Linked DNA regions of Homo sapiens: region 2 is linked to region 1. A link is a contact called in ENCODE Hi-C data. All regions are on one chromosome and are shown on one strand. Each heading gives the region's core, a stretch centred on a gene start or an enhancer-like site at or near the end of the contact. The rest is flanking DNA. Distances are from core to core; before and after follow the strand shown. Region 1 overlaps CACNA1E (calcium voltage-gated channel subunit alpha1 E). Region 2 has its middle 19 kb from the start of LINC00272.

Region 1 (4,702 bases), core at 1,366-3,865:
AACATCTGAGCCCCTTATTACAAGCTAGCCCTTCAGATATTTGAAAGCAGCTGTGATGTATTTCTCAAGTCTTCCCTTTCCAAGCTGAGTATCCCTAGTTCTTTCAACATTATCTCACGTGGTTTGCAGGCTCAGTAGGTGTCTTTGAATGCCAGGGCACAGTTGCAGAGTTTTCAGAGGAAAACAAACATTCTCCCACAGGTGATCTATGGACTCTTTCACAAAAGGCTTTTCATTTTTCTTATGCTGTCTCAGTTCCATGATGCTGGTGTTGATATGAAGTGGGGTGTAGTCTTGGGTGGGGTTGCTGATTGCACCTCATAGTCATCTTCCCTGAAATGCACGTTGCTGCCAGAACTCTTGATGGGCTCCAATTCATCAGAGTGTCATCAAAACACAAATTCTCGTTTCTGAAACAGGTAATTTTCCCACTGCTGTTTTGTTTTCTTCCAGAGGCTTTTAATGCTCCCCTTTTCTTTTTTCCCTTTTCTGTAGCGTTCAATCATTTGTCTGCTGTTCACCAAAACTGTGTGTTGAATGACAGCGTTTTGAGTCCAGGATCCAGTCACACGCAAAACAAATGAATTTGTTAAGACTTATCCAGCTGTCTGTAACTGCAAGGGGCATGGCAGTGGGAGGAGGGAGGGAGACAGTACTGTCTTATTTTCTCAGAACCAGCACTTCCCATCCTTTGGGAATCAGGGCCCAGATGAGTCTGGAACTGACCTCAGTGTTGGTTCACCAAAGTAGCAATCATGTGCACTTCCTTTCAGCCACTTTATCCAGAGGGCAGGGTCCTGGGAGTCAGATGGGAGTTCTTTGGTCTAAAGTAATGAGAATTTGGACTTGCCTTCACAGCCAGCATTAAATGGGTAATGCTTAGGATCTTTTGCTTTGAGTAACTGAGTCCACTGACCTCCATGAGAGAGCAGCAGGATTGTATTGGCAAACAAAAGGCCTTTTGGGGAGTTCTCTGCCTCTTTGTTATGTTCTCAATATTGCTTTATTTGTCTTTCATTCATTAGGTTTTTAGGAGTAGGTGTGATGGCATTTCCATCTTCTTGACAGCAGGAGTGGGGAAGAGAGAGAGAGAGAGGGATTAAGAAGGAGAGAGGTGTGTGTCTGTTCAGGACTGCCTGTCAGATGGTGAATTTGAACAGAGGCAGCTGTTGTCATGGCGATGGCAGGTTGCATCCCACCACCATGGAAACCAAAGTTAAAAAACTGATGTTAAGGCTGGAAGTCACATGATACATTTTTGTTTTGTTTTGTTTTAAAAAAAGAAAAGGGGTTTGGTTTTTTAGTCTTTTTTTTTAAGATGAGGTTGGGTGGTGAGAAAAATTGCACAAGGAAAGCAATGAGATGATGACATGGGACAGTATGGAGTAGGCAGAGCCTTCTTTCATGTTTTTCTGCTTGTTGACAGTGCATGTCTCCTGCCGTGGTTAGAGAGGGGATGGGAGGGGTATGCAGGGTGGACTTCCAGGTTTGCAGCCAGAGTTGTACACTGCTAACTGTCACATGGAGAAACACAGGGGTTTAGCCCTCTTGCCCTTTGGAGGTGATGTGTGGTTCACCTTCTGTTGATCAGCCCAGAACAGACCCAGGAAACCTAAAAGTATGGACTACCCAAATAGGAAGATAGTCCATATATTGATAAATTTGGAAGGTTAACATTTATTTTCAGAGAATTGAAAAGTTCATCTATAGCTCCTCAGAATCTCCAGGAATAGTTCTGTCTGTTTATTCCCTTTTCTGGGCTGGTCTCTTTTGGGCTGCCATGTCCTGCCAGGGCAGCCATAGGAGTGAGTGCAAAGAAGTCCAGAAGGAGCCCTGGGCCAAGACTCCTTGCACCATAGCTTATCTCTTAACCTGGGCCCTCTCACCTGGGCAGGGTGGAGCGGCTTGCTGAGAGGCATTAGAAAGCCCTCTTGGCTCTCCATCTTTTTACCTCATACTGACTTCTACTTTATGCCATGATCTGGAGAAAATGTGAAACATCCCTCCAGGAAGGGAGCTGGACTGGCCAGGGCTGTTTTTGCTTGCTTGTTCTTTTTTTGTTTTGTTTTGTTTTTTGAGACAGAGTCTCACCCTGTCCCCCAGGCTGGAGTGCAGTGGTATGATCTCGGCTCACCACAACCTCCATCTCCTGGGTTCAAGCTATTCTCCTGCCTCAGCCTCCTAAGTAGCTGGGATTACAGGTGCCCACCACCATGTCTGGCTAATTTTTGTATTAATTGCAGAGACAGTGTTTCACCATGTTGGCCAGGCTGGTCTTGAACTCTTGACCTCAAGTGATTCACTCGCCTCGGCCTCCCAAAGTGCTGGGATTGCAGGCGTGAGCCACTGTGCCTGGCCAGGCCAGGCCTGTTTGAACAGGGCTGGTTTGAATTTTCCTTTTGTGTAGACAGGTTAGGAAGCAGAGATTTCTGTAAGAATGTCTGCTTCTAGGAAGGTGAGGAAGACCATGAGGGATGCAGACACACTGTTGAAGTGATGGTCATAACTATTGCTATGTCTGGGTTTTAGGCACAAGGTCTTATGTCTTCGGCATTACTCGTCCCTCCAGGACAGATGTATCTTTCTCAGTCGGCTCAGACGAGGGTCATATGATCTCACCAGCATGATCTCACTGCATTTCCATCAGGGTCTGTGGGAACTGGAGCCAGACTTCTGTGATGGTTCAACCCCTCCTGTTCTTAGCCCTGGCCTGGGGTGTGATTAATATCCCTTCTAATCACTGGGAGAGATTGCATCAGAGCCATCAGCTTCATAAATCCTCCTCTGGGGACTGGTGTTTGGATGCGCTTTCCATATTCTCAGGAGGTTCTGGGCCAAATGTCTTTGCTCTTTTCCTGGAGGCCCATTACCATAATTTTCTTTTAAATCCTTTATTGGAGTTGGTCTCCTCTGTGTCAGTCCATGGCTACAGCCAGCCAGCCCACTCCTGAGGGCTGGAGGCTGTAACCACCAACAGATGCTTTCCCCAAAGTATTGAGCCACAGTAGATGCTGAAAGATTGAGTTAGTAGGATACTGAAAGTAACTGTATTTGTGCAACACTTTACAGTTTTCAGAGGGAGTTCAGATTCCGGTATCATTTTAGGCTTCAGTCCTTTTGTATTTCTTGTTTGGTTCTGTGGGAATGGATGGTCATAACCCTTCATTGACTCTTGAGTACTGTGTTGGGACAGCTTTTGCAGTCGGAGGCCTGGCTCTGGTTTCCTTTACCAAGCTACATTTTTTCCATTGCATTCCAGGTCTTGAAGAAGATTCTGAAGTTACACGGAAGGCTTGGATAGCTGTATTTCATTCCTGTTCATATGTAAAATGTCTATTTGGTGTCATGCTAATAGGGAATCACAGACTAGTTAAGGCTCTTTCTCTGTTACTGTCTTTGAGTCAAAGTCCACTTATTAGGATGATATTTATGTGCACATGAAGAAGAGGTGGAAAGACATGCATGAAGGTGTCCATGCCATCCTCTGAGGCTGTTACATCTCTTGGATTTAGACATCCAAAAACATGAGACTGAAGGGAGAAAAGGAGACAGGTCTTCCTGTAGGGTCTGGGGTGAGGGGTGGAAATGGGTAAAGGAGGCTGAGGAATGCCTCCCCTCAGACTGTGGACTCTTCTATACCCCCCCAGGAGTTTCCAGGAAGTGCCTGAGTGCCCACCGACTGCTCCCCACAAAAGCATATTCTGCATTAGGCTGAAGTTGGGAGAGTGCACAGCATTCTATCTGCCTGCCTGTCAGAGCATGGCCTTCTTAGTGTTCGGATGTCATAGGCTCTGGGAGGAGACAGCTAAGTACAGAGGTCTTCAGGATGAGCCCCCTGGTGGTGATAGAGATGCATGTTTGCCTGGGGACACCCAATATTTACTGCCTGAGGCCTAAGTCCTTCCCAAGCATGTACCTACAGATCTGTACCTGAGAGGTGATGATGAGGAGGCTTTTCAGGCTCAGGCAGATGAAGAGCTCAGCTCCAGGCCAGGCCCCCAGGGCTCCGGTGACAGCAGAACCAGCATCACCACCCTTGCCCCAGCTTTCTGTGCTTCAAGAAGGAAATGAACAAATGGCAGGTGTGCAGGCCACGTCGTGCTGCTCAAATTAGCCATGTTGCTAAGGAAACAAGTCAACCATTCAAAGGAAGGAGCATTGGGTAAAGGAGATAAATCAATAAGTGAACCTATTTTTATCATTTCCCTAATGATTGTCTTGAAACTGCTAGACTAGAAAGAGAGTTGGAGCAACACAGGTCCTCATTAATGGGCTCAGAGGGAACGAGGAGTGAAGGGGTGTTTGAGGAGATTGCCAGTAAAGTTTATGAAATGAGGCCTCTAGTGAGCAGTGAGCTGGTACAGGAGGGAAGGCAGGAAGGAAGATGTCTTTTGCAAGTTTCAAAGTGGTTTCATGGTCATTTCCTCATTTTGGCCAGGTCCCTTCATTCTCTTGCATTTAATCCTCTCCGAAGTCTTTTTCTGATTTCTCTGGCCATCGCATTCCTCCTCACTCTCAGGTTGGGATGGGTTTTTGTGTTGATTTGTTCTTTTCAGGATACATATAGCTTTAATTGATTTTGTAGTGATAAATGAACACATGCTCATTTGAACACTCAGAAAATGGTTAGAGGAGTAAAGAAGAAAGTGAAAATAACCCTGCTACCGAGAGAAGACTCATCATCCTTCCAGCAAGACAGAAT
Region 2 (4,702 bases), core at 1,265-3,764, 920 kb after region 1:
GCTGCCAGCATGAATGCTTAGAGAGGAGAGGACAGGGCAATATTCGATGTCACACAAGAAGGAAATGTGAAAGGGTGCCCAGATTGACACTTTTGTGCATGGAATTAGGTGTTATCGTGGAATCATTGAGAATCCACATTCAGTTGCACTCCACTATCTTTTAAAAAATCATATATAAGAAACTTCAAGTATTCAAAATATAGAGAATGTTCAAAAAAGGACAGGCCAGGCACAGTGGTTCATGCCTGTAATCCCAGCACTTTGGGAGGCTGAGGCAGGCGGATCACCTGAGGTCAGGAATGGAGACCAGCCTGGCCAACATGGTGAAACTCCATCTCTACTAAATTAGCTGGGTGTGGTGGTGTGCACCTGTAATTGCAGCTACTGGGGAGGCTGAGGCAGGAGAATCGCTGAACCTGGGAGGCAGAGTTTGCAGTTTGCCAAGATCACACCACTGCATTCCAGCCTAGGCGACAGAGCAAGACTCTGTCTCAAAAAAAAAAAAAAAAAAAAAAAAGAACAAAAGATTACCCTTAAAAACTTCAGCTAGAATCAATGTTCTGAAGTCTTGGGTAGTGAATTATGCAAAGAGCCACTTTACTCAGAGCCAATTTACTTTCTTTAGACACAATGTTAACCAGTTTGCCTAACTGATTCATTCCCTACATAATAGGAGATTATAAGAAACATACTAATTGAAGAAGAAAATTCGCATTGACAGTGGAAAGAACGAGATAGCAGTCTGACAAGAGAATAAACTCTGACAAGCAGAACAAAATCCTAAAAGATCTTAACAGTTTGGGGCTAAGTGTAAATAATCACAGCACTCACCCTGTATCCTTCTCCCACCGCTCATGGTGCTCCTGTATGATGTGGGACAGGATAAGTAAGTGAGCCATAAACAATTAAAAGTTAAGTACATTCAAAATACTTTATCAAAGATGGCAGAGATGGCTCAACACACTTTAACAATATTAATGTCTAAAATGGTTTTAAGACTAAAAAACCAAAAACTATTTTCATTCCAGTTTCCTAAACAATTTGATGGCAGGTAAACTGAAGTTTCATTGTCACTAAAAAGTGATTCGTGTGCATAACGATTACTAAGCTCAGAGGACTAGCAAAAGCTTCAAATCTCAAAGTCATCATACCTCATTTTCTGGTATAATAAAGTAAATCAACAAAAACACAACTTTAAATCAACAAGATATTTCAAAAATAAATAAATATTGAGCAGAAATGGCTATTATGCCATCAAAGTATAAGTGGCACAGTATATTATATATGAAATTTTTTTTGAGACAGGGTCTTGTGCTATCAGCCAGGCTAGAGTGCAGTGGAACAATCACAGCTCACTGCAGCTGTGACTTCCCAGACTCAAGTGATGCTCCCACCTAAGTTGGTGGGACTACAGGCATGCACCACCACACCCAGCTAATTTTTTATTTTTTGTAGAGATGGGGTCTTGTCATGTTGCCCAGGCTAGTCTTGAACTCCTGGGCTGAAGCCATCCTCCTATCTTGGCTTCCCAAAGTGCTGGGAGTAAAGGTGTGAGCAATCACACCTGGCCTATGTATGATACTTTTTAAAAATTATTATTTTTTTCCTTTTTGAGACAGAGTCTCCCTCAGTCACCTAGGCTGGAGTGCAGTGCCACTATCTTGCCTCACTGCAACTTCCGCCTCCCAGGTTCAAGCGATTCTCCTGCCTCAGCCTCCCGCGTAGCTGGGGTTACAGGTGCCTGCCACCACGCCTGGCTAATTTTTGTATTTTTAGTAGAGATAGGTTTTTACCATGTTGGCCAGGCTGGTCTTGAACTCCTGACCTCAGGTGATCCGCCTGCCTTGACCACCCCAAAGTGCTGGGATTACAGGCATGAGCTACTGTGCCTGGCTAAAAAATTAATTTAGAAAAACTGGAAAACTGAAAAAGAAAAAGAAAGAAGGGATGAAAGTTCTTGTCCTGGGTCTACCAAAAGGGTGGCAAATAAGCCTTTGTGTTCCTGAAGTCTGGATCCTTCTAGTCACCCAGGAGAGAAGACAGTTTTTTTGTTTTGCTTTGTTTTTTGTTTTTTCCCTAAAATGCAAGCCCCTTCTGGTGGTACAGTACTCAAACTATTGAAGAAGGGTCAGGATGGACCTTTTGGGTTTTAGGAGATTAAAAAGCAAGCAACAGTCCACCCTGCAAGAAATCCCAGAGACTGGGAAGGGCACAAGACTGTGGGTTTGGCTGGCAGTAGATGCAATCACTCATTCTGAGCAAGACCTCAGAGGAAACAGCAAGAGCTGATGGGATCCAGTGGGTCAGAAGGCTCTGAGGCCCATGAAAGGAGCACTGGTGTTGGAGGTGGCTCAGGGTGAATGTGGTCGCTCAGAGAGCTGTCCTCCTAAAAAAGCCCCTGCTGGCTTGAGCAGGAACCAAGCTGTGGCAGCCCCTTTATTTCAGTGGGCTACAGCACTAGGGAGCTATGAAGTCAGTTCCCCATGGTAGATGAGGGTGAGAGGTGGAGGGTAAGAAGGGTGGGGACTTGTTACCATAGCAACGTCAAGAACACTATTCATGCCTCTCCCTTTTCTGAGAATGGTTGGCTATTCAACAGATTTTGAGACTGTATTAGCCGTGGGATTCTTAGAGAAAAGGGGAAATCGAGGTGGATGATGAAGGGTCCATTTCCTGACAGTCTTGGGGGCTAAAGCCAGTTTTTTCACTTCAGAAATGAGTGACATGGCCAGACACCATGGCTCACGCCTGTAATCTCAGCACTTTGGGTGGCTGAGCTTGGCCAACATGGTGAAACCCCATCTCCACCAAAAATACAAAAAATTAGCCAGGCATGGTGGCACACACCTGTAATCCCAGTTACTCAGGAGGCTGAGGCATGAGAATCACTTGAACTCGAGAGGCAGAGGTTACAGTGAGCCAAGATTGTGCCACTGCATTCCAGCCTTGGTGACAGAGTGAGACTCCACCTCAAAAAAAAAAAAAGTGAGTAACATTACTTCCGCTCAGAGAGTGTGAAAATGTTTATGTATAATTTTTACATCTGCATAGGCAGAAAATCAGGAAAAATAACTATGTACTCTCTTGCCTGATGTTCTCATAGCCAAGCTGTTGATTCTTATGACCATTCAAATGATGAGAGTTATTTTGATGCACCTGAGTCAACTTTCAGAATGACCCCAATAACTGCAAATTGTTGCTCTGGGTAATATGAAAGTTCTCACTTCTCTTGATGGGAAACTCAAGCAAGTTTCCTCTCGCAGTGGCATATTCAGGGCCCAGGCCTGATTTTCAATGTGGTGTGGCACAAGGCTGTTCTGGAACATCTTGGGCTGGGTAACTATTAATACTTGGCTAAAGCACCACAGTACCAAATCTTGTTGATGCAGGGGGACTGGTAAGACCACCTAGGAGGGACTTCATGTTCTCAGAGGCCTTAAAGTAGCAGACCCTCATCTGTTTCCCTCACCTGAGAAACTGGGCTGTCTTTTATGGGTGTGAGTCCATGGTGGAAATAATGCTAATGAGAGTGGGCAGGTACTCTTACTTATAATCTGAAAAGGGTTTAGCAGGCTAAACCTTACACTGAAAAGGGTTTAATGGGTGATTTGTCGTGCTCTAACCTTGACTTAAGTAGTTTGGATTTTCTGTACTTGGCTCTCTTATGTCTCTCCTTCCAAGGACAGGAGAAATGGAAATCCTTTTCAGGTGGCCCAGGACTCCATTCCAGTCCAGCAATGTTCTCTGATTTTTCCTGAGTATTAAAGGTTCCTGATGAGAATGGAGAGGAGGAGAGAGAGTCACACTAAGGACCCTCCTGTGGGAGGAACCTTAGCCTCCAGGAGCAGCTCTTTCCATATTGTAGAACACCCGCTCCCCACTACATGCTTACAATGGCTTGGCTGAACCATGCCCCAAGAAGAAACAAAGCACCCACCTGGATGTGAGAACTGCCCCAACTCAAATGCCCTTACTTTCTCTAGAAAACAGACTTTTCTCTAATACCTACTCCAAGGACTTCCATTTTCAGCAACATGGCTGGCTGATTTAATTCCCCACCTCCCACCCCTGCAGGAAAAGACTTGCTGGATAAAATAAATAAGATACAGCCTTAAAAAAAAGAATTGTTTTTAGTCAAGATCTAAAGAAGAAAACCAAAATCCCCAGGTGATGAACTATAATATGTGACTCATAGCTAGAAGACAAGTTCATGAGTTGATCCTGTGGCTGGCAGGGTGAGACTGGCCCCAGATATAAGTCCTAATAGCTGGGGTTTCCATGCAAAAATGGGGACAGGAGATATGATCTTAAGGAAATAAAGCTCAGATTCCTACATAACAGCTGGATTAGGAAATTTGGAAATGGGGTCCCTTCTTCGTAAGGGAGGCTGGATGAACTTCTCCGACCAGCTCAAGAAATAGAAAAGAAACTACTCTCTGCTAAGAGCTCCAGGTGGAAAATAAAACAAAGCTCCCATGAGAATCTGAAGCCTCTCCAAATTCACACTCCATGTACAGGGAGTGCATACATGCCAAACTAAGATATTAATGTAAAATCTGGTACTGGATTAGTAAAATCCAGTGGTGTCCAGCACAAGCAGATGAGGCTCCCAAAGGAAAAAGCAATCCTGACTGAAGTCGGTTCAGAACTGCATTTAGAGCCCCCTGCCTAAGGAGACTATATTAGCTTGCCGGGGCTGCTG

Evidence for each region. Hi-C counts contacts between places; a loop is a spot of excess contacts on that map. Pooled maps may share reads with other maps.
Region 2: a loop to region 1 is called in a pooled map, with 5 times the contacts of the local background. The contact joins two enhancer-like sites. A Hi-C loop is called at or near these places in 6 of 37 single-sample maps with no recorded cell type and 3 of 50 pooled maps.

Annotation. Positions count from the first base shown.
Region 1 is chr1:181,500,641-181,505,342 of GRCh38, forward strand. The region is part of intron 1 of CACNA1E (calcium voltage-gated channel subunit alpha1 E); the gene reads left to right. Among named protein-coding and RNA genes, the nearest start is that of CACNA1E, 19 kb to the left of the region's middle. RefSeq lists enhancers at 4,085-4,204, 4,625-4,702. Within about 2 kb of position 2,616, at least 6 of the 41 ENCODE cell types and tissues checked have a DNase peak (open chromatin) inside an H3K27ac peak, as active enhancers do.
Region 2 is chr1:182,424,022-182,428,723 of GRCh38, forward strand. No RefSeq gene overlaps it. Among named protein-coding and RNA genes, the nearest start is that of LINC00272, 19 kb to the left of the region's middle. Within about 2 kb of position 2,515, at least 2 of the 41 ENCODE cell types and tissues checked have a DNase peak (open chromatin) inside an H3K27ac peak, as active enhancers do.